Regions from separate parts of the Mus musculus genome. Here all the other regions are linked to region 1. Evidence: chromatin loops called from intact Hi-C (ENCODE). Cell type or tissue: left cerebral cortex. All regions are shown on one strand.

Region 1 (4,000 bases):
TCACTCAACATTCAGGTGCCTCAGTTTCCTTAACTATAAAATAGTGCAAAAGTGTTTTAGTCTTTTTGGTTTCTGTTACTGAACGTGCACCTTACCTTCCAGTATTACCCAACTATGAGGCCTGTTCATGCTATCTTGGCTCAGGCACATAGGGAGTGCCCAGACAGTCAGCGTGAATTTATAGATAACATGCTGTTCTGAATTGAGTTGTCTCAGAAGCAAAACTGGAGACCAGGAGTTAGGTACGGTTACTTCATCTGGGAAGTGAACCCAAGCAGAACAAAGGAGGGAGGAGAAAAGGGGGGAGGGGTGAATAGTGAAAGGATGGGTTAATTTCTTGCTTGTCTGTTTGGAGAACAAATGCAAAGAAACTATTGGGTCCCTTGGCCAATGCTAAGCAGATTTAATTCACCTTGGTCCTAAGGCCTTCCTTAGAGCAAGGGGTCATTAATGTGGACCCTTCCCTTCCCTTCCCTTCACTGCAGAATGGCTTGCCATTTAATATGACATATAATGCAACAAGTAGTCTTTTTGGTTTTTTGAGACTGGGTCTCAAGCAGCTTAGGTGAGGTTCAAATTCCCTATGTATCTAAACACGACCTTGAACTTCTCATCCTTCCGAGAGCTGGGAGTACAGGCATGTGCCACCATGCCCTGGCCCAATAGTCAAGACCTTTAATGAGGAGATGCTGGGGAAGCACAGAGGAGGGCATAATTAACTGGTGATGTGCCAAAGAGACTACAGTTATGTCAACTGACAGTCCTAATTGTTCACAGCGTTCATTTCCCAGGACCATTAGCAGAGCCCACTGGAGCTTCTTCCATTACACTGAACACTTCACATCAAGTCTCTGAGTAAAGGATTCAGGGAGCTGAGGGAGAGAGTGAATTGGCATGCTTGGATGACAGATTTGGATTTCTAGTCTTTGCCCCTTATATCCAACATGTGCTGACTGAGGGGCTCCCATGTGCTCGTATGGTTCTTGGCACTGAGAGTGGGAACACAAGAGACAGTCAAGAATTCTGCTGTGATGCAGCTTAGCCATGGGGAAATGTTAAGCAAGCATCCGGAAAGATACAATAGAGACAGGAGCTATGCAGCAACAGGACCAGGGGCAGGATGTTGGGAGAGGTGCGGGTGGTGAGGATGTGGGGGTGTCAGACACAGTGGATCAAACGGTGAACTGTGAGGGCCCGACTTCTGCTCTGTGATTTATCTGCCGACCTCAGTTGGGTAGAGGTTCTTTCCAATAGGATGGTGGCTATGAGGGGCAGGCATTCCAGGTTCTTGGGGCCCAGCTTGGAGCTTTACCTGTGACCTGTAACTACAGAAAGTGTTGAAGAAGAGACATGCCTTTGGGTGCCAAGCACAGGTCTGTTTGTCCTTGGGAGATAGAGCTGGTACCCAAGTTTCAGTTCCCAGCATGGTCATTTCAGTTCTCACTTGCCCACACGCGGTCCTTCCTCTATGTCTTGAGAGTCAGAGGAATCTCAAACACTCAAGTAAAACCACCAAACTGCAGCCTACAGGTAAAGTGTGGCATTTCCTCGGGAAACCACAATGAATCACTCCCCATGGCAGCCCAGACTCCCTGGCTAGTTCTCCTAACCCCCCTGGAGCAGCTCAAGGCTTATTAACGCGCCCTCCCCCCAAGTCTCCCACCCTCAGGTTAAGAACAAAATCTCCAATCTTGTGAGGCCTGGTGAGTTTCTAATTTTACCAGAAAGGGGTCTCTACTACGCAGTGGCTGATCTTTTCTTCTTCAGACAGCAGTTTCTGGAAGACTCAAAGAAAAATAATCACCAGTAATTAGGGAGAAACTGACACCCTTGGGCCAGACCTGCCCCCGAGCTAGGTCCACACAGACATGCAGAACACACAGCCCACAAGTTAGAAGCCTCCCTTCTCTGACATCTCTAGTGTGCAGTAATACCCAAGCACAGATATCATTGATGTCTCCAACATGCCAGTCTAAGCATCTTGTTTTCAAATTAAGTCTACGAACACTCCTTTCTTGATTGGGAAACTAAGCCTCAAGGAAGTATCACTTGCAGGAAAGAGAAAAAGGCCATTTTCCAACCAGGGTTCAGAGCCTGGAATGCTCGAATGCTAGCCAGATCATCTCTGTGCTATCCAAAAGGTTTTGCCTCCAGGCACTGGGTAAGAAGATAGAAATCCACGGAAAGGAACAGGAGAAAGTAGCCTAGGAGAAGACAGTGCAGGATGGGAGAGAGGCCACAGTCTTTTGGTGTCCCAGCTTTAGCAAGCCCCACTTCAAGGCCAAGGTTCTCTGCTGATAAGCCCCACCTCTGCCTTCTGTGGCCAAGAAGGAGGCCCACCCCATGAATCTCCTACACTGCCCTATACTCCTGTGCCCTGAAGTGTGCCCGGCGGGCCAAGGGTTAAACGCGGCGGGAGCCCCCGGAGCGGGGCAGCCGCGGGCCGGGAGTGCTTAGTCAGGATTCCGATTTCCTGCCGAAGTGTTTGGATTTCCTGCAGCCCGCTCCCGCCGCCGCCACCGCCGCCGCCGCCGAGCGGGCTCGAGAGAGCGGCTCCGCGTCGCCGGCCTCCTCCTCCCCCCTCCTCGGCACATGGTCGCCCGCCCCTTCCTGCGCCGCGCTCGGCTCCCGCGCCTCGCCCGGCCTCGCCGCGCCCGCGATGGAATAATGCCCAGCGGCCCGCCCGGTCCCGGTGAGTGGCGAGGCGGCGGGGCGGCGGGAACAGGCGCGGTGGGGCGCTGCACGGCCACCCGCACACCCCCTGTGGGCTCCGGGTGTCCCCGTCCGTCCGCAGAGCACCAGCCGGGGGCGTGCGGGGCGCGCGGCCGGCTCTGCAGGGGTTGGCCGGGCGGCCCGGGGATTCCGCAGCCGCAGCGCCGGAGCGCACGTTCCCCTGCTCCGCGGAGGAGACCCGGGTTGGGGGTGTGCGCCCGGGGCGCAAGGCTCCCCGCTCCGGGAGGAGGCCCGGGCAGACGCCGGGGCGCTCCCGGAGTCCGCTGGGGCGCTTTCTCTGTCCTCCCGGGCACTCTCCCCTCCCATTGGGACTCTCTCCTTCTCCTCTGGGGTGCTCTCCCGGCCCTTGGGGGCGCTTTCCTTCTCCTCGGCACTTTTCCCGGTTCTCCAGGGGCGCTCTCTCCCTGCGCGGCGGGGAGGCGCGGGCATTGGCCGCCGCATTGTCTCGGGCGCAGCGGAGGAAAGTTCCCCTCGGCGCGGGTCCCGGCCTGGACATGGCGCTGCCTGGCAGGCCCCAGACCACTTAAAAGGAAAAGAAACAGGGAATGGGGGGGGGGGGGGGAGTGGTAATTCCCCTTGGGAGCTGAGAAGTGCCTTATGTCTTCTTCCGCTTGTACCATTTTGGAACCTGATGCTTTTTATGAGAGCAACAGTAAGTTTAAACGAGAGCGAGAAAAAAAATAGAAAGAAAGAAACTAGCTGGTATCTGGTTTTCTGCTGTTTAATCCATCCAGAGACATCATCTCACGCCCTCGTAGGGCGGGTTCTTTTTATCAAGGAAAGGCTTAGCCAGGTCTAGACCAAGTTAACTTGACCTTAGCCTTAGCTGTACAGATGCAAAAGACCATTTCCCCCCTTCCATCGACTCCATCAGGTTGTGTTAGCAGGATTGCTTCTGGGATAGCAGTGGTACAGGATTGCTGAGTAATGTTTTGAGATTGTAAAACACAGCATGTAATTCTTAGGCCAGTTTCATGTCTATCCTAGCCTGAGTGGCCAGGTCTTCTTGGCGGGCCGTTGGAAGGCCCCTGTGTAGTGGCCATTGGGAGAGGGGCTTGATGGGGGGTGGGGTGCTATAGAAGAAAAGAATCTCGGAAAACAACTGTTTTCTCTTTTAATGTGGAAGAGATTCAGAAAGATTCTATGGACACAACTACTTGGTGGCCTGGCCAGGAATAGCTTACTTCCAAGCCTCTAAACTCCCTGGCCTGGCCACCCTGATTATGCCAGATTGTGATCTGCCAGCCCTAAACCAGGAGTGTTACTG
Region 2 (4,000 bases), 180 kb before region 1:
ACTGCTTTTGTGCTGCAAAGCTGCAACCTAAGCTCACCTTGCTGGCTCTTGCTAACACCAGAAGAGAAGAGAGTGATAATGAGCCCCACTTCCTGCAGCCTCACTCTGGCTTATTGACACAGTTTCTCAGGGGAACTGTCATACACAGAGATGGGGCAGTAGAAATGTATTCCTGGCATGACCTACCTTGCACTGTCTTGTTTGTGTAATATAATAATACTAGTTTCTTATTTGTGAACATTCCATAAGATAATATTTATAAAGTACATCTTGTAGGGCATATTAAACAGTAAACATTTATGAAATTATAGTTGTTATGATAACAGTTGGTCTGGAAAATTAGCCAATTAATTCATTGTTAGAAACTGGAATAATAAATGAACAAGATGACTCATTGCCCTCTTAGAACATGGCTAACATTAGTATGCTGTGCTAATCAGGAGGCTAGTGATAAAAGCAACCTGCTAAGAAAGCATGGATAAAAATGTTTTTTAGAAGAAGTGATACTAGAGGCAGGCTGTGGAGACTCAGTAGTTCTCCAGGTGGCATCATGCATGTGGGAGTGAGGGAGTATTATGGGCAGAAGGAATTTTAAGAGCAGATCACAGAGCTGCTAGAGACATTTAAAAACATGGCTTCTAAACACTTTGCCAAATCAAGAGGTGAAGCTGATATAACCTATTCTAGATTCTGAGTCATATGACTGCCTTAGGCATAGGAGCCAATATAAGAGAAGCTCAGTTTTTTTCCAAAGACAGTCCATTTCCTGTATCTTTGAACACAAACTTGGAACTTGCTTGGTGTGCTGTGAAGAAGCCAAGCCACCACACAGGGAGGCTACATATAGCTACCCCAACAGACAGCCCCAGCTGAGATCTCTGCCAACAGCTAGCACTGACTGCCAGCCACATGGATATGCCGCGTGGAAAGCAAAGCCTCACTCTCAGGTCAGCAGCCCTGGCAGATACTACATAAGACAGAGAAGCCCCTTCCCCGCTGAGCCCTGCCCCAATGTGGATGCATGAGCTAAATTAATGAGTACTGCTGCTTAAAGCCATTGCCTGTTGTGATAACTTGCTAGGAAGCAATAGGTGAGAAAGTTAGCAGACTATTTATAAATTGGTGGTTAGTCTGACTTTGGAAGGAACAGGCACAGAGATAGAGAAAGCCTTTGAGATACTGCACACAGAAGTGGGAGCAAGAGTCATGAAGACCAACTAGGGAGTTGCAAGTTCAAATTATCTCTAGGCCCTTATTTCTTCTGAAACAATCCAAAGGGTCCTATTAACATGATAACAAACAACATAGTAAAATGTTAAGAATTCTTTCCAAATATATGTTGTCACTGACATATACATTTGTTGTGGTGTTAGAAAGTGGCTCTAATCCAGACAGACCACCACAGTCCCACAAGAAGAGGTTTATTCGGGGAAGTAGGGAAGAAAAGGAGAAAAAAGGGGCCAGGGGTTGGGGGTCTCTGCCTTCTATTTGGACCGTGACATAATCACATGCACGACCAGTTACAGGTGAGGCACACAGGTGAAGTGCACACAGGGAGTGTGTGGCGGTTACCATGACAACAGATGCAAGAGGATGGCATCATCGCTGGATTAGGAGGCAATTGTAAAGCCACTTCTAATGCCAAAATTTGGCTTCTGTGGAATTCTAGCTGTGTTCTATGAAAGATACTTTAAAAAATTCTTTTCTGAGAATGAAGACTTGGCTCAGAGGTTAAGAGCACTTCCTGCTCTTTCAGAGGACTAGAGTTCAGTTCCCAGCACTCACTTGCAGCAGCTCAAAGCTGCTATAACTCCAAAGGATCTGACATTCTCTTCTGGTCTCCATAGGCACTCCCATACATGGGTCATACACACGTGCATGCACGCGCGCGCACACACACACAAATAAATAGATAAGAAAGAAAGAAAAAAGAAAGAAAGGAAGGAAGGAAGGAAGGAAGGAAGGAAGGAAGAAAGAGAGAGAGAGAAATTCCAGCCCCTCCATCTAAATGGGTTAAAGATTTCAAAATTTAACCTTGTTTCTGCTGCTTAGGAGATCTAGTTGCTGTGGTGGTTAATATACAACCCCCAAAGCTAGTGCGCTCTCTCTCTCTCTCTCTCTCTCTCTCTCTCTCTCTCTCTCTCTCTCTCTCTCTCTCTCTCTCCCTCCCTGTCCTATCCTATCCTATCCTATCCTATCCTATCCTATCCTATCCTATCCTATCCTATCCTAACAGTTATATTAGGACAGTCTGACTCAGGGGAAAAGAAGGTTTGTATTTTCCAGGAACAAAAACAACACTTTGAGTTCAAAGCTTCCACACCTTCCATGAAGACTTGTCAGGCACAATCTGTTGACTGGCTGGCTTGTCCCAGGCTCAGCATCCCTATAAATACATGTGCATCATCTGTTTCCTTTATTTGGACCAGGTGGATTTCTATAGATTAAACCTTTATAATTGTTCTTATAGGATCTGGATTTAAAAAAAAATATGTCCACAACTTCAGCAAAGTTGTCACTCTTGGTGGACAATGGGAGGGACAAGGTCACATGTAGTTTCCACCCATTCAATAAACTCTACCTGATGGTCAGGCTAGTTACAGAACACATAGCAGGAACAAATGAGGTAGCTGACCTAACAAATTATCCTTGATCAAAAGGCTTTATGGTCTATAGAAAGGTAGCAAAGTCAAAAGCACAGATAGATTCAATCATTTCAAGCTATAGCGTGTACCTGAAGGATAGCAGCAAGGTGGCATACTGCAGGAGAAGGGCATGGGGTCTACTTCAGACATGGTAGTCAGAAAAGATGATCTGAGAAGATGAGAGCTCAAGATGACACGAGGAAAGAGTATCCCTAGAGACTTCGGTGCTTTCTAGAGTTTTAGTAGTTCATCTCTATAATTTCACGAGGTCCTGCCAACCGCCCACTTGAGTTAGTAATCCTGGTGGAGGATCATCTTTCTATTTCCGTTGGAAAGCATTCTCATAGATTGAGTTCCCCAAAAGCATATCCTGACACAAAAGCACATATGAAAGTGTTTATTAGAAAGACTTCCCAGGACAAAAACAATAGGAAGACGAGGGCATGGGAACGGAAGTGAGAGAAGCCAAGCAAGGCCCATTAGGAAGCAACGTGTGGCAGAAGGAAACTGGGACTCAATTCCATAGGGAGTTATGAAGATGACCCAGATCATACTCAAGCTGTCGCGATCAGAGAGCAAGGGGGTTACGGTCCTGACATTGATCTAAAGCTATGTCCAAGATGATACAAATTCCCAGGTACTTCTGGTCTTTGCAAAGAACAGACCGAGCAGTTTGCAGCTGTCTAAAGGCACTTCCCTGGCAGAGTTTCAGAATCTGGCTGTTGGGGGGTTGGCTTACATCAGTCTTAAAGAGTCATCTCAAGCATCCTTGTCAGCGGGTATATTTATCTTTCTGTTTCAGTTGAGATTTCCGATATTTATTGCTGTCATTACTGTCTGTTGGGAGGTGATGGATGCCTCATTGAGCCCCCATGGATCCTTTGCTAGTCCCAGTCAATACTGTTTCAGAATTAAGTTGTGAAAGCCCTGGGCATTCTTCACACAGAAAGGATCACCCCTCTGATTTCTACTGCAGTATCAGTACTGGGTCTTCACGGGGGCTCCTCTCTGATATCCTGCTGGCCTGTGTCACGGAGATCACGTGGCTTTGGTTCTGCATGCCTGGCCCCTTCACTCCCTCCAACAGTTCATACGGGGTAGGTTTTTGAGGTGGACCAAATCGATGAGATGGATCTGGGCCTGAGTAATTAGCTGAGTTTTTCAGTCCCCAAACTCTCCTGCATCTGTGCCACCAGCAGAGCCAGCTCTTCTGCTTTGCCTAGGCGAGGGACAGGGCCAGCTCTCCTACCTGCCACAACCAGCAAGGGGTAGGACCAACTCTCCTGCTCTCACATCCTCAGAAAGCTCTTCTGTGTCCAGGCCACCAGGACCAGATCTACCATGTTGTCCAAGAG
Region 3 (4,000 bases), 160 kb after region 1:
AGTTGTTTTTACCAGAAGCGTCCACTGCTAAAGAGACACCACCTACCTTCCTGTGGTGCCTCTGTTTTGGAGGACCTCTTTGTTTTGTTTTAACTTAGAACCAAATGACCTTCTTTTACAGAGATATATGAGGTAAACATGTGGCCTCTGTATAATTCTGTCCCTGTGCATATTTGAATCAAATGACTTTTTATATTCAAATGACTATTTTTATGCAATGTGGAAGGCTTTGAATGTGTGATATACTTAGCTCTGCACCTAGTCACCCAGTGAATGTTGTAGACAAGTGGGGCTCTGTCTTCTTACCATTGCTCACTCAAAGCCGATCCTGGTTACAGAGTGTTAGTATCTGACATCCTTTCAAGTGGCTGCAAGGGCCAAGGAGATGGCTCAGCGGTTAAGAGCACTGACTGCTCTTCCGAAGGCCCTGAGTTCAAATCCCAGCAACCACATAGTGGATCACAACCATCCATAATGAGATCTGATGCCCTCTTTTGAGGTGTCTGAAGACAGCTACAGTGTACTTACATATAATAATAAATCTAAAAAAAAAAATAGAAGAATCAAGTGGCTGCAAGAATTGTCTAGATAGGCTGGAGGTCACAATATCAGTTCTAATGGGGATTTTGTGCAATTCTAATGCACACACACCCAGTTGATCTAATGAGGGAAAGTGTCAGTTCACATCAGGGAATGGCTTGGTCTAGCTTTTCATGGAGATGTTTGGTGAAGTGCTTATGTCTCAATGTGTTGTGATTCTAGAACACATGAGACACATAGGTGGCCAATCTTCTCCAGGAGCCAGAGAGGGCAAAGCCTTTAATCACTGGGTGGGTGAGATGGCTAAAGACTTGAGTTCCATTCCTAGGGCCCACATCTTAGAAGGAGAATACCAACATGTACATATTAATCTTTAATTTCCATGGGACAGGTGTGCCACACAGGCACAAACACATAGTAAATAAACGTTAAGGAAAAAATAGGAACTTTACCGTGTGTCTTAGTTACTTTTCTGTTGCTGGAGTAAACACCATGAGAGCAAAAGCAACTTGTGGAGGAAAGGGCTTATTTCAGCTTACAACTCTCAGTCACATTCCATCATTGAGGGAAGGCAGAGCAGAAACTGCAACAAAGGCTGTAGACTACTGCTTGCTGGGTTGCTCAGCCTGCTGTCTTACAGCATTCAGGACCAACAGTTCTAGGGTGGCACCTCCCACTGTTTGCTGGGCCCTCCCACATCAAGCACCCATCAAGAAAATGCCCTACAGTTTGCCCATAGGTCAGCCTGGTGGGGACATTTTCTCAATTGAAGCTTTCTTCCAAATGACTCTAGTGTGTCTGGATGACATAAAACAAACCTTCACTTCTGACCCTGATGCTGCCACCTATTAACATGATGGAAACCTTTCTTTAATTGGACATGAGGATCCCTGGTTCACAAGAGATGAAGTGGGCAGTCACACCGTTTTAAAAACTGTTTCTACACTGAGCACAGCAAGTTGCTGTGGAGAGGGACCCCTGAGAGGTAGCTTTTGTAACATAGTTTGGTATGTTTGCATGGAAGTTTAATATTCTTTCTTCTTTCCTGCTGTTGACCTGTAAGCACGTGTAATTAGCTGTTTGGTCTGTCCCAGAGCATCTTGGTAACAATTTTCTTACCTACAGTCCACCCTCACAATAACCATTTTGTGTGGAAGCTCTATCACTGACATCTGCATTGGCATTCTGTCTCTGACCAGTGGGTGATTCTGAAAGTCTCAGATTTTACTTTCAGATTCATCCCCGGCTAAGCCAGCCTCTGCTTTTCCCCTAACATTGAAGAATGCTTTCTAGACAAAAGGCCAATTTTAGTTGGCTTTAATTCTCCCTCTGCGGCATTCCTTTAGTTCTGTGTGTTTGAAATTCAAGGCCCGTTCTGGTTTCAAGTACACTTTTTAAAGTCTGAAACAGAAATGTATTATTGGCCTGATGATGACTTACGGAGGCCAGTAATGGGTCTATGTAGGAGCCACAGTGCTGCTTTTGTTAGTGGTTTAAGTGCCTTTGACTGCTCTGTCCCCTCCACCTCCTTCTCCTCCCTCAGGTTTCTTGAATCGCGTTAAGTAATTTGATATTCCTCTCGTCCTGCATAATGCAAGCTAACATTGGCAAATTGTTGTGAGAGTGCTTCAGGGAAAGAATTCAGCTCAACACACAGCAGTATAATCTTGTGGCGATTGTAGATGGTTCTTAAAGTAGAGTGATCAAGAAGCTTTGAATTTCTTTCGTTTTTTTTTTTTTCTTTCAGGTTTAGCATACTCTACAATACTGGATTTTAAAAATACTCGGAGAGAACAGATCGTCCGTGATGCCTCTAACCCAACTATTTTTAGTTACGATTTTTAAGTCTTTCTTTTTTCTAGTTTTAAACAGTGGCCTTTGCCTTCTTGCTTTATACTGTTTTATGGGTTTGCAGTCTTCTGTTAGTTTTTCGAGTAGCATAATATAACTGTATGGAACTGTTTGTCACTGTCCCAAACCATTTCTGTGTAATCTTCTCTCTGGAGATTGCCTAAATTTTGGCTAATAACCATCACTGTTCTAATTCACTTCTGAGTCATTAGCCTTTTTTTTTCCAACTGAGCAATTTCCTTGGCATGCATTCCCAGAAGGAAGATGCTAAGATAGGAATTGTGGAGTGCCAACTCTATGCTGCTATCTGATGCTGGCAGTTGCTTGGTCAGCAGTGTATGGCACAGCTGTCCGTAAGAACCATCGCTATAGAATGCTCCGCTCTCTAGTTGCTTTAGCCATCTCTGCGCTGGTGGCTCCTGAGTTTATCTAGACAGGCCTCACTCGATGTCCTTTTTAACAGACTCCACGTGAAGTACTACCAAGAAGGAAAGGTGGCAATCATAGCTGACTGTCCCGTGAAGGAAGGTGGAGGTACCGCTCTGACTCACTGCCTCATAAGAGTTAGGTCGAGGAAGCTCTTCACTGTATGTTCTCAACCATAGTTGAGACCCTAACTCCCGAGGTGGATGGCCTGGGCTTGATGCCCAGCTCCCCATTTACCTACTGTTTTGAGTTGAGTAAGCTGCTTAGCATTCTTCTTCAGAGAAATTGTCATCATATTCTGATTTTCCTTAGGCTTAAACTACTGGTGCTCTGGATATTCTGACCGTTTGATTCTTTCCTTGTGCTCTGGCTCTTTATTTTCTGAGGCCAGGTGGAACGCCCGTCTTCTCAGTCACCTTTGCCCTGCCCTGCCCAGCCAAGCAGGACGTGTAGAGCCTTCTGAGTAGTATAGTGTTGTTAGCACTTTGCTGTCTTCATGGCTTGGATGTGCACTAGCACTGCCTTGTCCTGCGTTTCAGGCAGGGAAGCATTTTACTTCCCATCTTGTGTTCATGTTCCAGGGACGGGTGATAAACATGTTAGTTAGCTTGAGTCGGTGCTTAGATTTCTGACATGAAGTGAGACAAGATAAAGTATGATATAATGAATCTCTGAGTAACTACAGGAGGACAGTTATTTTTGTAAAGTAGTTTGTACGATTGTTGTGCAAACTAAACAGATTGGCATGTTGAGAGGCAGTGCTTGGGCCAGGTCTTTAGAGATGGTGACAGGAGCCATACTGCCTCTCAGCTACTTGGCTACACCAGTACCATTTGTAGACTGATGAGTGAAGGCTGCGCCAATGTCTGTCTGGCCTGAGTGCCGGGGATCACAGGATCGTGGCTAGACCCTAGTGACGTGTTCCTCCCAGGTGAACTGTAAAAGAGGTGAAAGAGTGTCTGTGCTTTATCCCTCCCCTGCTCTCTCTGTGTGACATGCTGCCTGCTTACCATTTCTGATCTGAATCTGTAATGTTTCCAACTCTGATGTTTCAAGTCCCCTGTCTGGAGGTAGGCCGTTCATACACTTTCTTTGTTGGCCTTCATACCATGCCACGTTCCCATCATGGTTAAGAATTCTTTCCGCTTTCCAGTTATGCTGTTCCTTCTCATCAGTTCTCACA
Region 4 (4,000 bases), 190 kb after region 1:
ATGTTTCTTGCCCGTTATTCCCCAGGCTGCTGTTTCATTTCTTGAACGGCCATTGCTCTTATACAGTTATTGAAGAAGGTTTGAAGTAAAGCATTCCATTGTTGAATAGCTGGGAATAAACAGCCTAAGAAATTTCAGAGGACTTAACGAATTCTCATTAAGCCCTAATATCCTAAGTCCAGCTCCCCGGAAAATCGCCAGTGTTGTCTGTTGAGTGAGGGATACAGAGGTGACAGAGGCAATCCTTGCCTCCTAAGGGAAAATATGCATGTGCACAGATGATGTGGGAAACCGTGCATAAGTACAGGACTTACAGGCAAGGACGGTTCCTTCTGACTGAGGAAAGCCTTAAGACTCTGACACAGACTTGTTTACTCGTTCATGTAGTAAATACTAGGCATGTGCTGTGGGCTTCCACACAAAGGCAGAACAAAAAGCTGGCACATGAATACCACCTCCAACGCAGTCACCAGGCAAGCCAGCTGCCATGCATCAGTCCCCGGTAGACTTCTCTCCATGTCTGTGAAGATCATGGTGAGCCTGGCAGTCCTTCATGAAGGGCATGTGTGGTGGGAGTTAACATCTGTTGTATAACCTAATAGAGCCATACAGGGTGCTGTTTTAGTAACAAAGCAAGAGCAATGCTCAAGAGACCAGAACAAAGAGGTGATGTTGGGTAGGCGGTGATTAGCATGAGGTGATGAGAAATTCTCAGATTGGGGTATATATCTTTCTCGGTGGTAAGTGGCCTTCTGTGGCCACTCTGAGGTCCCAGGGTGTGAGAAAGGAAAACCAAGTATGAGTCGACGGGTTTCAAATTCCATCTTGTCTAATGCTGTTTGCCAGTGCCTAAGTAAGATAAAGGGCTGACGGAAGAAGACCACGGGGTCCAGTGTAGCCTTTTGTTTGGGCATCCAAATGGAGATAGATGGTTGGATGTGTCAATTTGTGTTTTAGTGGTCAAGATACCAACTTAAAACTTTTGGAAAGCATTTAAAGTGATGAGACTTGAGATCTCAAGGTAGTAAGAATAGATGGAAAAATAATATAAAGTACCAGTAACAGAGAGGGGCTTTCTAGTGCAATGAGGTCAGACAGGCGAGGAAGCAGCAGAGAAGGGGGAGGAGCAGCCATGAGGTAGAGGTAGAGGATGATGAAGAGAGCAGGATAGCCTGGAAAACAGGACAGAAGGTATTTCACAGGAGTAAGAGTTACTGTTCCCGTATGTACTGAGAAAGGCTGTGGGCCTTTCACATCAGCTCCTGCAGAGTTGAAAGAAAGTGCGAGGGGTAGCGAAGGTAGAAAGTGTAGAAGTTGTTTTCATGATTTTTGTGATCTGAGCATGCAGGCTTTGTACCTAGAGATGGTTTCACCAGAAAATAAAAATTAAAAATAAAATGTCTCTTGCTCTACATCTAATCTTGACTCCTTTTGTAGACCTGGGGCATAAAACAAAATAAAGGAGTCAAGATTAGATGCAGAGCAGGAAACATTGCTAAAACTCTTGTGAGGTTTTCTTTTGTATTTTAAGATTGAGTTTGCTAATGAGAAATTTCTTCATAGTTTCTTAATTGCTGGTGAATGTGGGAAGAATTTTTCCCTTAAATAACTGAAGAGTCAGTGACAGACAGACAGATAGACAGCACCAATGCCATCCAGGCGTGGTGGCTCACACCTGTAATCACAGCATAAGAGAGGCACCAGCAGAAAGGTGGCAAGCCTGAGGCCTGCCTGAACTATACATCAGACCCTGTCTCAGAAGAGAAGAGCGTTGAGTGTACTGCCAGCCTCTGGACGTGTTCAGTAAATAATTGATGCTGTTTTTCTCTGCTTTCCTTTTAAGAGGTTCCAGTGATCCACATTCAGAAGAAGCCCTCGTTGCGGCAAATAACCACTCACACTCCTTTTTTGCTTCCTTCCTTTTTAGATCATGTACAAAATGAAGAAAACTATGCACAAGTTCTGGATAAGTTTGGAAGTAATTTTTTAAGCAGAGACAACCCTGACCTTGGCACCGCTTTTGTCAAGTTTTCTACACTCACAAAGGAACTGTCCACGCTGCTGAAAAATCTGGTGAGTCATGCTTCCTCCTGGAGCAGGCTGGGCTCACCGGGCTTACAGAGAGCAGTCCTCTGCTCCTCGCCTCCACCCTCGGGCCTCAGAGTGGAGAGCAGAGGCTGCGCAGTCCTGCAGAGGTGGTGGTCTCCACAGGCTTCAGAGTAACATTTCTAGCCTGGTAGCCTTAGCCCAGCCAACAGCATGGTGGCTATTTTGAAGGGAGAGGAACCACGTGACTGTCTTCTACATTCTACCACTGTTAACTGTTTTAAGATAACTGTTAGCAGATGTTATTTTTTCCCTTTTATTGAAAATAGGTTTTTCTCTCCATACAATATATATTAATTATGGTTTCCCCTTTCTCTACTCCTCCTAGTTCCTTCCTGCCTCCCTCTCATCTAGATCCACCCCCTTTCTGACTCTCATTAGAAAATAAATAGGCTTCTAAGAGATAGTAATAAAATAAAGCAAAAAAAAAAAAAAAAAAAAAAAACAACTAACATGTCACTGGAGTAGGACAAAACAAAGAGAAGGACAAGAGCCCAAGAAAAGCCCAAGACAGGTATAGATAGTGAGACATCCATTAGCACACTCAAGAATCCCATAAAAACAGTAAGCTGGAAGCCATAAGACACAAGCAAAGAACCAGTAGGGTAAAAGGAGGGAAGGAAAATATATATAAGTAAATTTTAAAATGAAAAAAATTTTAAAAACAAAAAAGGAAAAGCCCTGCCATGACATGGCTAGACAAGGTACCTCCCCCATGCCGACATCTCCCCCATGCCGATGAGCGCTCTCTTCTGTTACTCTATTGCTAGGCATGCAGCCTGCCCATAAGAGGGACTTGTTTCCTCAGTGAGACTCTTGACAGAGCTTCTAGCCTAGGAATAGGGACATGTATCCCTTTGTCCCTTCAGCTCCTTAACTCCGTCTGACATAGACCTGTGCAGGCCCTGTGTGTGCAGATTTTGGGTTTTTTTTTATTTATTTTTTATTTTTATATTTATTTTCGGTAAACTGGTTAAAAGAGTAAGGATGCTTTCAGTGCTGAACAGGCAATGGAAATGCACCCTTGCCTGTATTGTACCTCACTTGTATGTGTGTCTTGGTTCTTGAAATAATGAGCCTCCCTTAATTCTGCATATCCTTTTACAATCCACCCCACTGCCAACCCTTTGCATACCTTCAAGAAAAGGTTTTAGGATTTACAGAATGTGTATGGCAGGAAGAATCCTAAAATATAAGGTCTTTAAAAATGCTGACCCAAGAAGGCAGAGCAGATGGACAGCAGTGAGAGTTTCTTGGCCAGCACTGTGTCCGGCTATCACCATATCTTAACTGCATCCACATTGTTGAGCCTGACATTGTTGATTTGGTGAAAATATTTCTGTAAGAACTGCCACATTTGCGCTTTATTTGATCTAGTCTAAGTCTTACGAGGTAGGGGAGCACAGCGATGGGATTTATTGCCATATTTTTCTCCGTGCCTGTCCTGGAGACAGGCATTCTGTCTCCACCTGCCTCCCCCAGCATTGCACTTCTGCATCCCCTACGGATCTGGAGCCTAAGCTCATGTGTCCTCGCCTTGCGCGGGTTAGATATCAGATGGGCCTCTGTGTCTTTGGCTGGTCATCCTGCCATAAATCCAGTTGATACAAACAGCTTACAGTAGAATACTACCTATTTGAAAAACCTTCCTACAGTCTCTTACCCTGAGTGTTTCGAACAGTCAAAATGTTTTCTCTTGTATTAAAACCATGCATACATCTGTTTTCCTGACCATTTACTTATAATTGGTGGGGTTTTGTCATTGAATAAGTCATAAGTATTATGTAATCTGAAAAAAAAAAAAACCGTTAAACACAAAATACTTTGTCTTTTCAAAAGCTTGAAAAAATTCAATGTTTCTATACTTTTTGGTTTAACAAGCCCTTGATTTCTT
Region 5 (4,000 bases), 240 kb before region 1:
ATCAATGCACCCAAGAAAACTAACCCCTCCATCCTGCCTTTATAGAATAAGAATTTGGAACCCTTGTTAAATGTATCTCTCTCTACAGCTGCCATTCGCTGGTCCTACCTCTTCTGGAATACATTCATTGGCTTTGGTACAATAATTTCATTCTTCTCAAATGCCAAAATTCTCAGAGATTGGCCATAAATATTTTGTCTCACTCACAGGTCTGTACATCGGCTAGTAAGCTGGAGCAGTACAGTCAAGTTCAGGTCCATCCCACAGTTCTCTCCTTCTAGAGCTGGTTGCTGCCTGAAGTTAATTCTCTTTTCCAAAACTGTAAGAAATGACATTTATTTACTTCTGCGTCTGTGTGTCCACTCACCTGATGGAAGCCAAAGTCAGTCATCTCAGCACGTCCATCAAAGGAATATGGAACACAGAAATGTAGCCTCCCTCTTAGGGAAAGGGCTGGGAGGACCATAGCATGGGGATAGGTTTGGTGGGCACACAATATGTCAGCCATATGGATGAAATGGGGGAAACATAATGCCCTGCTGCCCAGTCATTTTAAGACAGAGTCCAAATGTCATTAAATTCAATGACTCAGCGAGTGCCCCTACTTCCCAGCATCCTCATCACCTGAGCACCCCTGAGAAGAGTTCCATCATAATGTGTAGACTGTGCCTGATGTGAAAAGAGATGGAGGGCCTGCAAGTATGGGACAATGGGACACTAGCTTCTCTGATCTAAAATGATCTTAGATCAGAGTGTGGTACACTGAAGTAAAAAAAAAAAAAAAAAAAAAAAATTCATGGCCAAAGGCATTGTGCCTTGAAAGACTATCCCGACAACGTGGTCCTGGCTGCTATCACAATTTACAGACCTGTTTTTGAGCACACTGAGGCTCCTCACAGCTTCCTTCTGTGAAGCTTAGCCTCGGGTATCTCATACAACCCCTCCCTTCTGGTGCTAAGATCCTCTTTAGAGCGTTCCCTCCAAACGGTCTCCAGGCACCCAAGCATCCCCTTTCAAACAAAGATGCTCACCTCTCCCAAGCAGCCCAGGTACTTGTGAGCATCTGTAACTGTTCTTTGCTTCATTTACCAAGATTTCTGGTTAAAATTCAGCCTCTGTCCTAGGTCCTGGATACAGAAAACAGTCAGATATGGTTTGCCCCTCAGGAAGACTCAGCACAACGAAGAAAGACAAAGAAACACGGTATCAATTAAAGAAGCAGCCAAAGAATGGTATTGTTTTGTGTTTCAATGACCTTTTTTTTATTGAGTTGAAGATTTTCTTATATAGTGCCTTAGTTAGGTTTCTGGTGCTGTGATAAACATTGACCAAAAACTAAAGTAAAGTGTTTCTTTTAGTTACAAGTTCCACATTACAGTATAACACTGAGGCACGTCAGAGCAAAGACTCAAACAGGGCAGCAACCTAGATGCAGGAGCTGATGCAGAGGCCATGGCTTGCTCAGCTTGTCTTTATATAGCATCCAGGACCACCATCCCAGAGATGACAGCACCCACAGTGGGTTGGGTCCTCCCAAATGGATCACTAAGAAAATGCCCCACAGGCTTGCCTGCAGTCCAAGCTTATGAAGTCATTTTTTTTTTTAGCTGAGGTTCCCCCCTCACAAATGATTCTAGTTTGTGCCAAGTTAACAAAAAACAAACAAGCCAACACACATAGCTTTAATCTGTTTATTTCGGAGGTGGAGGGGACTCTGTACTCCACTAACTTAATCTTTCTTCTAAGTAGCACCCCACCTGATATGTGAATTTATTAGTCATTTATTTGTCCCTATGTACAAGGGGGTAAAGAATCGATGAGTCTGAGTTCTCCCCAAAGATTGGCCTTATCTGTGGTAGATGATCAGAGGCTTGGGGGTCAGATGTTTTGGGGTATGGATCTCCCAAGCCACAATACACAGTGCTTTTGGAAACTGATCTCTCAGAGGGTCTATTTCCAGATCTGCAATCAGTGACTGCAGAGTGTCACTTTGCTGTGATGGTCGAGATTGCATGAGCTTTAAGCTGGTACGTGCCTCTCACAGCTGCTGGAATGGAGCAAGTATCCCAAATTTGGTGGTGTTCTTTTAGTTTCTGTACCCTCAGTTCTCCAGCAAATTGGTTTGGTTTGGTTTGGCTTGGCTTGGTTTTGCCTTCAGAAACGTTTTGCTAAAAGATGTGTTATTTTCCACCTAGCCGCCAGGTGGCAGTGTCTGAGACCACTGGGATTCCCTTCCTGCAGCAAGAGCGATAATGGAAAAACACCACTATGTTAAAGCTCAGCTAGAACGTGACAACCGGCTTCCGAAGCGCAAACATAATAAACGTTCTCTCATAAAACAGAGGTTTCCAGGAGTATTTTATTTGCTTCACAGCTGGGTACAACATGACAAAGTGACAGCAGGCTGCTGATTCCTGAACAGAGGGCACAGCGAGAAGGGAAGAAATGATTGATGGAGAAAATCAAAATCAATGGGAGGAGTAAGGAAGAAGCTACATGGGAATTGAGCATTAAATTCAAATATTTTACATTTTAAAACCACTGCCTGTAGAAACGAAGGAAGTGAGGATCTGAAATCTAGTCCCACATATTCAAGAATGACCAACCCTAAAGCAGCAGTTCCTGTGGGTTGCAACCCCTTTGGGAATCAAACAACCCTTTCGCAGAGGTCACCTAACACCATCGGAAGACATATTTACATTATGATTCATAACAGTTACATAATTACAGTGATGGGTAGCATCGAAATGATTTTAGGGTCTTTATGGTCTGGGGTCAGCACAGCTGAGGAACTGTATTAAAGGGTCGTAGCATCAGGCAGGTTGAGAACCACTGTACTAAAGCGAGGCCAGTACACAAGACTTTATAGTATGTGGAGTCCATGCTGTGATTTCGCCACTTAGTCCCTGTTTATTAAGTTGAAAAGTGCATATCATGTGTCTCTCGTGTGTCTGGCCTAGGCTTACTAACATCTACACTAATGTCCAAAGAGCTCCAGCCATCAGATTCTCTGGGGCACCATGGAAGCATGAGGGAGGACAGTGAAAGCTTCGCCAAGATGAAGGGCGATAGAACGGCTCATTTGTGCCCAGGGGGAGTGGCCTGCACTAGTGATTGGATAGTGATGGGCCCGGGGGAGTGGTCTGCACTAGTGATTGGATAGTGATGGACCCAGGAGGCGTGGTCTGCACTGGTGATTGGATAATGATGGGCGCAGGGGAAGTGGCCTGCACTGATGATTGCATAGTGATGGATATAAGAGCAGTAACCTTGGGGAGAGGGGCAGAAAGAGTAAGCAGTCCAGATGAAGGGAGAAAATACCAGGGGAGTGAGTAATCCTATTTGAATAGCAACTTGGATTCAGAAGACAGAGAAGGAAGTGACCAGCAAGGGGCCAGAAAACTAAAGCCCTGTTTGCCAAGACAGCTTGAGGGGAAGACTTCAAAAGACTTAACTGAAGAGATCAGCCAGGGTGTATCTGTCCGAGTACAAGAGAGGGGTCAGGATCATCTAAGGAGCAACCTTGACAATAAGGGTATGAAGGAGGTGCAGGAGCAAGAGATCCTGAGCGGAGCACTGAGTTCCCTCACCGAAAAGATGAGGATAATGGATGAGATTCAAGAGCAAGCCAAGTGTCTAGTCTGGGATGTAAAGGAAGTGAGCTGCAAAGATCAGGGAAGACCAACCAAAGTTATTTTTTCTCCAATAATTTGATTTTTTTATTCAATTTATATCTCCCCTCCCTCATGTCTCCCCAGTCCCCTTACGTATCCCTCCTCCACTGCCCCCTCCCCTTCTCCTCAGAGAACAGGGAGCCTCCCATGGGTACCACCCCACCCTGGGGTCTCAGCAGGACTAAACACCCCCTCTCCCACTGAGGCCCTACCAAGTAGTCCGCTTGGGGGAAGAGGATTCAATGCCAGACAACAGAGTCGGAGACAGCCCCTGCTCTAATTATTAGGGGGCCTACATGAAGACCAAATTTGACAACTATACAAAT
Region 6 (4,000 bases), 62 kb before region 1:
GACACAGTTCATGGAGCTGGACATAAGCCGCAGCTGGAAAAGCCACAGCACCAGATGGTGCTGAAAAAGCCAGGGAGTCCTCACATTCCCTCTGCTTCTCAGCCAAGGCTCTGACCTGGAGGGGTCGGGAGAAGAGTGCAGGTGGTTTCTTGTGCCCACATTTGATTTTGATCTTTGATTATATTTTCCTTTTAAAATATAGCTGGAACTCTGGAGCTGGCTGCAAAGTAGAATGTGGCATTTCCCTCTCAAGCGAGGCTTTGTCTCTGGCAGATCACTGGAGTGTGAACGATTTGGGCACACTCCGTGACGTGGCAGGGCTCAGCTGCTGTGAGTCAGGGCACCCCACGACTGTGCCAGCTGCTCAACAGAAGATGGTGGCAGGGCTCATGCTGGAGGGACCAAGCCTGTCATCATCCCCAGTTGCTGACGTCAGCAAGTGTCCTCTTCATTTAGTGCATTTTTTTTATTTTGGTTGAGAGGAAAGACTGGGTCCAGCCATGTTGGTATTTGTGTTTCCTATGCCTCCTGGTATGGCTATGTTTCCCTGGAACACATTATTTCTTACATAAAGGTCATGAAAGGTCATGAGCTCCAGAATCTAAACTTCCTAGAACTCCCAGGATGACTTGCCACGTGATCGGAAATAGAATGAATACCTTCAACCCTTCCCCACTATCGGTTTCTTCTTGAAAATGGTTCCCTCAGAGGGACACTATGGGTTTAACAATAACCTGTTGCAGGACTTGTCACACAGTTGATGATAAGTCTAAACACTAAACATCTTACAAATGCCACATATTCCTGAGTCCAAGATCCATCTTAAATCTTTTTTCCCCATAAAGCCAAGCAGAAAGCCTTGTGCTGATCAGTGACCCTCTAAGAATTAGCTAATGGGGAAATGTGTAAGAAGATGAATAAATAAGTGGGAGAATAAATGAATGAACAAATGGATGAATAACAGGCAAAGAAGCAGCTCATGACCCTTGCCCACAAAATCCACCCAGTAGTTGCAGCAGCTTCTCTCCTCCCATGCCTCCTGACCACACAGTCAAGGATCTACTCAATACCTGTAGCATCCACTTCCTGCCCCCTCCCTGTCCTCAGAAAGGTTCTGGGATAGTCTAAGCTGCTTTGTTCCCTTCTCCAAGCAGCAACTGTAAGACCCTAAGATGACCCACCTGCAGAGATGTTCTCCCACCCAAGTATAAATGAAGGGTGTCCATCACTTTCTTGCAGAGAGAAAGTCTCAATGGAAGACAGGCCAGAAAAAATATAGCTCAGCATAATGATTAATTTTAGCTCTGAAAAGACCCTGAGTTCTAGGCTCACCCACCATCCTGCAGTCAGAACACCAACATCAAGTCCTGGGCAAGAGAGTTTAATCTTAAAAAGTACCTTTGTTTCTTGGTCCCCATAAATGATCTGATCCCTCGCTCCCTTCCAACCTTTCCTCTGGTTTGTTAAAAAGAAAAAAAAAAGCCATTTGTGGGAGCCAGTCTCCCAACCTTGGCACCAAGCCAGAAAATGAAGTAATTGTGCAATTAGAACTTAATTGCTGGATTTAATTTCGATTTCTTTTTTCTTTCCTCCTTTGAAATTCAAGGAAAACACATACACCCCCCCCAAGTGCCTGATGGGTTGCTTGTATCTACCCCCAGCCAGAAGAATGGGCTTGAGTTGAGGGGAAAGGGAAAAGAGCTGCTGGATTTTGCACTTCGAATAGCATCTACTAGCTGAGGTTGTAGCTACTAGGTCGGTGGAGTACTTGTCTCACAGGCACAGAGCCCTGGGTTGCATCTCCAGCGCCTGTAACACAGTCCCACAGGCTCATACCCATTGCCTCATTATTTGGACATAGGGGCAACAGGGTTAGAAGTTCTAAGCCATCCTTGGTGATGTGTTTATAAAAAGATAAAGAGAGGGGTGATATGTTCTATGGAGGTGTGGTGAGGTGTGGGGGTAAGGGGGGTCTATGTTCTATGGAAGTATCCCAGGAGGCAAGGAAACGCAAATACCATTCTACTAATGGGTTATTTGTCAGTCTGAGTGGTGTTGTGTGCCATTCACCAAGCCACCCAGGCAAACAGTCCTCCTCCTCAAAATGTACTATAAACCTGTTTATAAAATGGAAAACAATCACTGTTTCATACAATAATAAGTAATAGTGTAGGGCATACCCTGATCTCAACAATCAAAGACATACCAGATGCAAGGCTCATGATATTGTCCCATCCAGATTCTTAGAACACCTCTAGTGCCTGAGGGAAACTGTCTATCTTATTATACATGAGGAAACTAAGTCACAGAGAGACATTGTCACACAGCTTATGAGCATCAACCTCCTTATTGCAGTTATAAGGCATATACTATAAAATTCTACTACCTTAAGATGCAATTCTATGAATTTTAGTAAGATTGTAATATTTGTCAATTTTTATGGTTTTTTGGTACATTTTTAGTTGAAGTAGAAAATAATAAGTTTCATTATGACATTTTCAAACAAAAATGCCATTGCAATTTGCTAATATCCATTTCCTAATACTTTCCTTTGTCCTCCTGTTGCTCTCCTTCTACCCTAAATAGACTCTGTGTGTGTGTGTGTGTGTGTGTGTGTGTGTGTGTGTATAACACACACATTTACATCTACATCTTGCATATGAGATAGAATGGTACCTCATCTTTCAGAGTCTGGCTTGTTTCACTCTGTGATGATCTCCATTTCCATCCATTTTTCCTACAAATGACACAATGGGATTCTAATGTATGGCTGAATAAAACCCCACTGTGTATCTACAGCCATTTTTTATTTACCTGCTCTTCTGTTGATGAATGTCTGTTCTGGTCCTATTTCCTGGATGCTATAAATATGTCAGAAGGAAAGGATGATCAACTATATCAGTGGAATATTGGCTTAGAATTTTTGGAGTACACAACTGGAAGTGGTATGGGGTCATATGATGGCTGTATTTTCATGTATCTGTAGGAACCTCAACAATGATTTCCATGGTGGCTGTACCGGTTACACTCCCACCAGCACTGAATAGGGATTCCCCTCCCCTGACATCCTTGCCAACATTTGTTGTAGTTATATTTTCTTCATGAGAACCATTCAGACTAAGGTGAGATAAAATCTCAAAGCAATTTTATCTTCTATCTCCTAATGGCTAAAGATAGAGAATACTTCTTTAAGTATTTCTTATCCATTTTCATTTCTTCATTTCTTCAATGAACTATATATATAGTTCATTGGCACATTTATTGGTTGGATGATTTACGTGCTGGCAATTTAATTTTCGTAATTTTTTATATATTTGCATTGTCTTAGTTGGGTTTTTATTGCTGTGAACAGACACCATGACCAAGGTAACTCTTATAAGGACAACATTTAATTGGGGCTGGTTTATAGGTTCAGAGGTTCAGTCCATTATCATTAAGGTGGGAGCATGGCAGCATCCAGGCAGGCATGGTGCAGGAGGAGATGAGAGTTTTACAACTTCATCAGAAGGCTGCTAAGAGAATACTGACTTCCAGTCAGCTAGGATGAGGGTCTTAAAGCCCACACCCACAGTAACACACCTATTCCAACAAGGGCACACCTCCAAATAGTGCCACTCCCTGGGCCAAGCATATTCAAACCATGACATGCATTATACAAATTTCTGTCCTATGGCTAGACAGCACAGATTTTTCTCCCACTGTGTGGACTGTCTCTTCACTCTGTTGACAGTTACCTTTACTGAACAGAAGACATTTAGCTTCACATAATCCCATTTTCAGTTATTGGGACTTTCCTGCTTTTGTTGAGATGGTTATGTGATTTTTGTCCCAGAGTTCAATAACTTGCTACATTATATTTTCTGATCTGAGTGTCTTGAGACATCCTTGCATCCCTGGAATGAAACCATGATGCATGATCTCTTTAATGTGGTGATGGATTCATTTTGCAAGTATTACATTAAGATTTTTTTTTGTTGATGTACTATGATTATCAGAGAAA
Region 7 (4,000 bases), 200 kb after region 1:
TAACCTAGTCTCATCCTCAGAGTCTTTAAGCCAGCAGCAGTGCTATTATTTTTATGGTTAACTTTTGCTTATCTAAATAGAAGTAACACTAGATTATAGTGTGCTAGACATTGACTTACATACATCACACGTTGTATTAGGCTAGGTTAGTAAGGATCTGCCCCAGTCATAAACGTTAATAAGGTGAGTGTAATAAACGTTAGTTTCCATCTCATGACACATGCCTTCTGAAGGAGTCTGGTTCACATAAGAAGAAATTAGAGAGTAAGGCACATGGCAGCTCCTCAACAGGGTTTGGTATAGAGGAGAAAAGACACCTCCATCCCAAAGGCTCATGAAGACTTTTCACAACTCTCCAGGTGTTCTCAGATCTTCCATGTTAGCTCCAGAAGACCAAAAAATCCAGGGGAAGAACGAGTGCTCGATGAGCATTGCCTTCTGTTGTCTCTGCATCATTGACTTGCTAGATCAACCTTGGTAACTGCAGGGAAATGGAATCATGCCTCAGGTAGTTGTAAGAGTCCTGCAAACCTAGACTGTCCTCACACTGCACTGCCTCTGAAATTCATGCATGTGCTCTTGCTGGCATAGATCTACCATAAACTTAACAGTTGTGTTGGTCTAAAAGAACAGTGAAACCAGTAGCACAGATGTTATAAGATAAGACCAACACTAAGATACTTAACTTTCTGTCTGCACGCTCTTCATCACAGAAGCCTCCAGAGTTCTTTTTCCTAACCCAGATGTTATAGGTGCATTGTGAAAAGGAAATGCAGATGTTTCCCTTGGCTCAGAGAATTCCATGAAGCTCTGGCCTAAAGTCACTCCTTTGACCCTTTGCACTCTCCTTTTCTTGTCCATTTTTCTATTACCTAGATTTTCTCATTCTCAGCCTTATTTTGGATTCCTGGCAGGGAATGTAGTCTCTGTCTTTGCCTCAGATAAGGCTGGTGCCCTCTTCACACTTGAATGCTGGGAGATAATACAGTCAAGTCAGGTCCCCTTCCTGTGGGCTGATGTCAGCAACACTAGGCACAGGTTGTCGAGAGGAACATGGCTGTTTCAGGCCCCACTTGTGTGTTCAGGGTCGGTGCTTTGGCTGTGCATACCGTACCCTACCCAACTTTACACAGCAACCATAGCCAATGCATTCGTCTGCTCCTGCCTAGGAACAGGAGCATCAAATGAGTGAAATGGCAAACTTAGCCCCATGCCTTGTTCTTTGATGAGAGTTCTTTCTAAGGAGCCTTAATATTACTCAGGGAGACTTGCAGTACACATTTGTGTGTTAGACACTTAGGCACATGAGAATGAAGAACCTTAACCAATTCGATGCTTTCAAACTTTTTTGATCACTGACTTTTTCATGTAAGAATCATGAACTCCCCATTGAACAACTTTGAGAAGTGCTAATCTAAATGCTAATTTTAAAATGTTGTTAGTTCAGGTGATTCATTTCTTTAGCTGTGTTTATTCTTAATTTCATTCTGCTTCTGCCCTTGTTGAATTTATTTCTGATTACATTTAATACAGAGTGCATGATTGTTCTCCAGCCATTTGTTTCTTATACTCTTTTTGTCTTAGACTATGTCCTTTGCTCCTTTGGCCCTTTATGACTATACATGAAGAACTGCCTTTCTAATCCAGTCTTCAAATAGCATCTCACTACATCTGCCCCTAGAAAATGAATAGACCGCCCACTGACGTACTGTTTGCACTGTGCGTGCTAAGAGAGTGAAATGGTGGAGAGGCCTGAGAGTCGGCAGAAATGCTGTAGCTTCAGAGACAGATGTAACTGGGTCCAGACCTCTGCTCTGCAGCTTCACATGCCTGGTCACCAGAGGCAGATCTCTCATGTTCTCACTCACCCATCCAGAGTGCAGGGGTGTCACGTCTTCACACTACTACGACCCTTGTCCTGATTACAGATAGTTTAGTGGGTTTTTTTTTTTTTGAGAGTATTTTTAAAAGCTGGTAGAGACCATTTCCCTTAGAAGAGGAACTAAATAGCATTCAACAATAGTTTATATTGCACATTGTAGTGAGGCCAAAATGTAAATTAAAATATGTATTAAAATATAGACTTTCTAAAGTATCCCTTGACTCAGCAACTTTTACCAGGTGCCCACTATATGCCAGGCTCTGTGGTAGTCATGGCTGTTCCTTTCTGTTTGACAATGCTTGCACGAAACATTTTGATAGCTTACTCTATAAAGAATTCTTTGATTTCATAGAGGAAGAAAAGGATGGACATAGAGACAGAATTTTACAAAGCCTCCTGCCTTGGGGTTTCCATGAGTAGGGGAGAGATTATTTGATTTCTTGGAAGCAGCTGATAGCCCAGATTTGTAATGTAAGCTTCCTCGTGTGCATGGATGCCCTTGAGCTGTATCCGCCAAGAATGTACCACACAGTCACCCTTTAGGTAGGTTTCTGAGTCCTGAACATTTCCATGAAGATGAAATGAAATGTTTGAGAACATGCAGACACAGCCCAAGGAGGAGACCCAGGGCAGCATTTGGCTCTGTTCTCAGTCAGGTGCGTGAGAGCGTGATGCTTTCAGGGAGGTGGCGCTGGGCCTCCTGATGCATACTAAGCCCTGGCGTGCCAGCATACAGGTATCTTAAGTTGTACTACGGTCCTTCCAGAGTCGGCGGTTGTAAAACATGAATAGGTACAGAGATACAGTGATAGAGACATCGTAGAAGGCAAGGAAAATGTAAACCGATGTCACAGAATGGTTTTGTTGTAATCACACATGGCGAATTATAAATGACATGCATGGAAATGAAATTTAAAGTCTAAAAGTTGGTCAAGAACTGATTACTGTTCCAAGTGCTTAGGGCCAGGATGACTTTTTCAAGCCAAGATCCAAGTGTGTGGGCTGTGTCCTTTCCGCTTCCTCATTCGTCTTAAATGTTAGAGCTCCACTTCTCCTTCTGGTGAAGTTGTTCTCCGGTGCGGTCAGAGGAAACAGGGCTTGATTTCCTGGGAGATGTGGAATCATACCTACTGGGGTCTCGAGTTAAGGATGGCCATACCCCTTCACTCCCACACTGCCTTTTCCTTTGTGTAATGTTTCCAGGAAAATTGGCATCCCACTTGAATTCAGTGTTGTCAGATGCCATCAGCATACGATGGGCCCTGGGTTTTCCAGACTTCTCTAGTGCAGCCTTTGAGCTCCAGCTCCATGGCAGTCGTACCTGAGACCATAGGCAAGGTGATCTGGCTTGGAGGCAGTCCCTCCTCAGTGGGAATTCGGATTTTCTACTGTGGACAGCCCTAAGACTCAGAGTGGCTCTCTTACTCTAATTCACTTGAAGAGCTTACTAAGACTTGGGCTGTTGGGCTCCATCCTCAAGAAGCTCTGATAGGTTAGACTTGGAGTCCATCTCTAATGTGTTTTCAGGCAAGAAGACGGGCCCAGGACAGCCAGAACCCCCTGCCCCCGAGTTCTGGAATCCCCTACTGCCATGCCTGCCATGAGAAAGCGGGCTACTGCTTGTTCCTTCAAACCTGCTACCGCACTGGTTTTTGCTTTGATAACACTGATTCGACTTGTAACTTGTGTTACTGATCAAACGTTTGCTGATATAACTGAGTCTTAGTTGCTCAGGAAGCTGAAGCAGGGGGATTTGGGAAAAGGAGAGGAAGGCTGGGGAAGAATGAACAGATGCACACATAAACCCTGGGAAGGTTGCTCGCGCTGTGACTGCTCCTACACCCAGGACCAGGCACTCATGCTACCATCTTATCTGCAGCCCAGGGACTCATAAAGACCTTTTCCTGTCCAGAGCAGCTGGTGCTGATCCGGGGATAGCCACAAGGGAAAAGGCTGGCAGGGCCAGACCTAAACTTGGGAGTTTGTACTTGACTCCAGCTATCAGGAAACAAGAATGGGTTTCTGACAGGAAAGTGATGTGCCCCGATTGTCACTTTAAATGAGTACAGCAAGAGAGAGGAAATGAGAATGGCCTTTGAAGTAAAGCAAATTGCCTTT

The links. A loop is a pair of places that touch in the nucleus more often than their neighbours do. Peaks named below come from ENCODE experiments on the same cell type or tissue, not always from the same donor. Only the 100,000 strongest peaks of a DNase experiment are listed, where the experiment ranks them.
Region 2: it touches region 1 in a loop (6-fold over the local background); 3 of 42 quality-filtered maps call a loop at or near these places.
Region 3: it touches region 1 in a loop (2.6-fold over the local background); 3 of 42 quality-filtered maps call a loop at or near these places.
Region 4: a loop joins it to region 1, with 2.6 times the contacts of the local background. A loop is called at or near these places in 3 of 42 quality-filtered maps.
Region 5: it touches region 1 in a loop (2.7-fold over the local background); 15 of 42 quality-filtered maps call a loop at or near these places.
Region 6: it touches region 1 in a loop (2.1-fold over the local background); 3 of 42 quality-filtered maps call a loop at or near these places.
Region 7: a loop joins it to region 1, with 2.9 times the contacts of the local background. A loop is called at or near these places in 15 of 42 quality-filtered maps.

Annotation. Positions count from the first base shown.
Region 1 is chr15:64,381,409-64,385,408 of GRCm38, reverse strand. Asap1 (ArfGAP with SH3 domain, ankyrin repeat and PH domain1) reads left to right here and starts at 2,490. Exons shown (of 31, transcript NM_010026.3): 1 at 2,490-2,692. In left cerebral cortex, CTCF peaks have their summits at 1,551 and 3,097; DNase peaks (open chromatin) are centred at 1,470, 2,450, 3,075 and 3,519; H3K4me3 peaks cover 2,303 bases; H3K27ac peaks cover 3,838 bases.
Region 2 is chr15:64,559,498-64,563,497 of GRCm38, reverse strand. The region is part of intron 2 of Gm30632 (a long non-coding RNA gene); the gene reads right to left. Among named protein-coding and RNA genes, the nearest start is that of Gm30632, 27 kb to the right of the region's middle. In left cerebral cortex, no CTCF peak of the experiment used is centred here; DNase peaks (open chromatin) are centred at 618, 838, 1,620 and 2,350; H3K27ac peaks cover 2,593 bases.
Region 3 is chr15:64,224,617-64,228,616 of GRCm38, reverse strand. All of the region lies in intron 3 of Asap1 (ArfGAP with SH3 domain, ankyrin repeat and PH domain1), which reads left to right. Among named protein-coding and RNA genes, the nearest start is that of 1700010G06Rik, 88 kb to the left of the region's middle. In left cerebral cortex, a CTCF peak has its summit at 1,773; DNase peaks (open chromatin) are centred at 1,891, 2,058 and 2,719; H3K27ac peaks cover 2,502 bases.
Region 4 is chr15:64,189,557-64,193,556 of GRCm38, reverse strand. It overlaps Asap1 (ArfGAP with SH3 domain, ankyrin repeat and PH domain1), which reads left to right. Exons shown (of 31, transcript NM_010026.3): 5 at 1,928-2,073. Among named protein-coding and RNA genes, the nearest start is that of Gm20717, 93 kb to the right of the region's middle. In left cerebral cortex, no CTCF peak of the experiment used is centred here; DNase peaks (open chromatin) are centred at 399 and 2,079; H3K27ac peaks cover 337 bases.
Region 5 is chr15:64,625,747-64,629,746 of GRCm38, reverse strand. It overlaps Gm30691 (a long non-coding RNA gene), which reads left to right. Exons shown (of 4, transcript XR_875386.2): 2 at 210-321; 3 at 1,125-1,232; 4 at 2,196-2,306. Among named protein-coding and RNA genes, the nearest start is that of Gm30691, 3.0 kb to the left of the region's middle. In left cerebral cortex, a CTCF peak has its summit at 2,209 (motif pointing right); a DNase peak (open chromatin) is centred at 2,215; H3K27ac peaks cover 295 bases.
Region 6 is chr15:64,442,939-64,446,938 of GRCm38, reverse strand. No RefSeq gene overlaps it. Among named protein-coding and RNA genes, the nearest start is that of Gm30563, 53 kb to the right of the region's middle. In left cerebral cortex, no CTCF peak of the experiment used is centred here; DNase peaks (open chromatin) are centred at 330 and 1,570.
Region 7 is chr15:64,180,382-64,184,381 of GRCm38, reverse strand. The region is part of intron 5 of Asap1 (ArfGAP with SH3 domain, ankyrin repeat and PH domain1); the gene reads left to right. Among named protein-coding and RNA genes, the nearest start is that of Gm20717, 84 kb to the right of the region's middle. In left cerebral cortex, no CTCF peak of the experiment used is centred here; no DNase peak of the experiment used is centred here.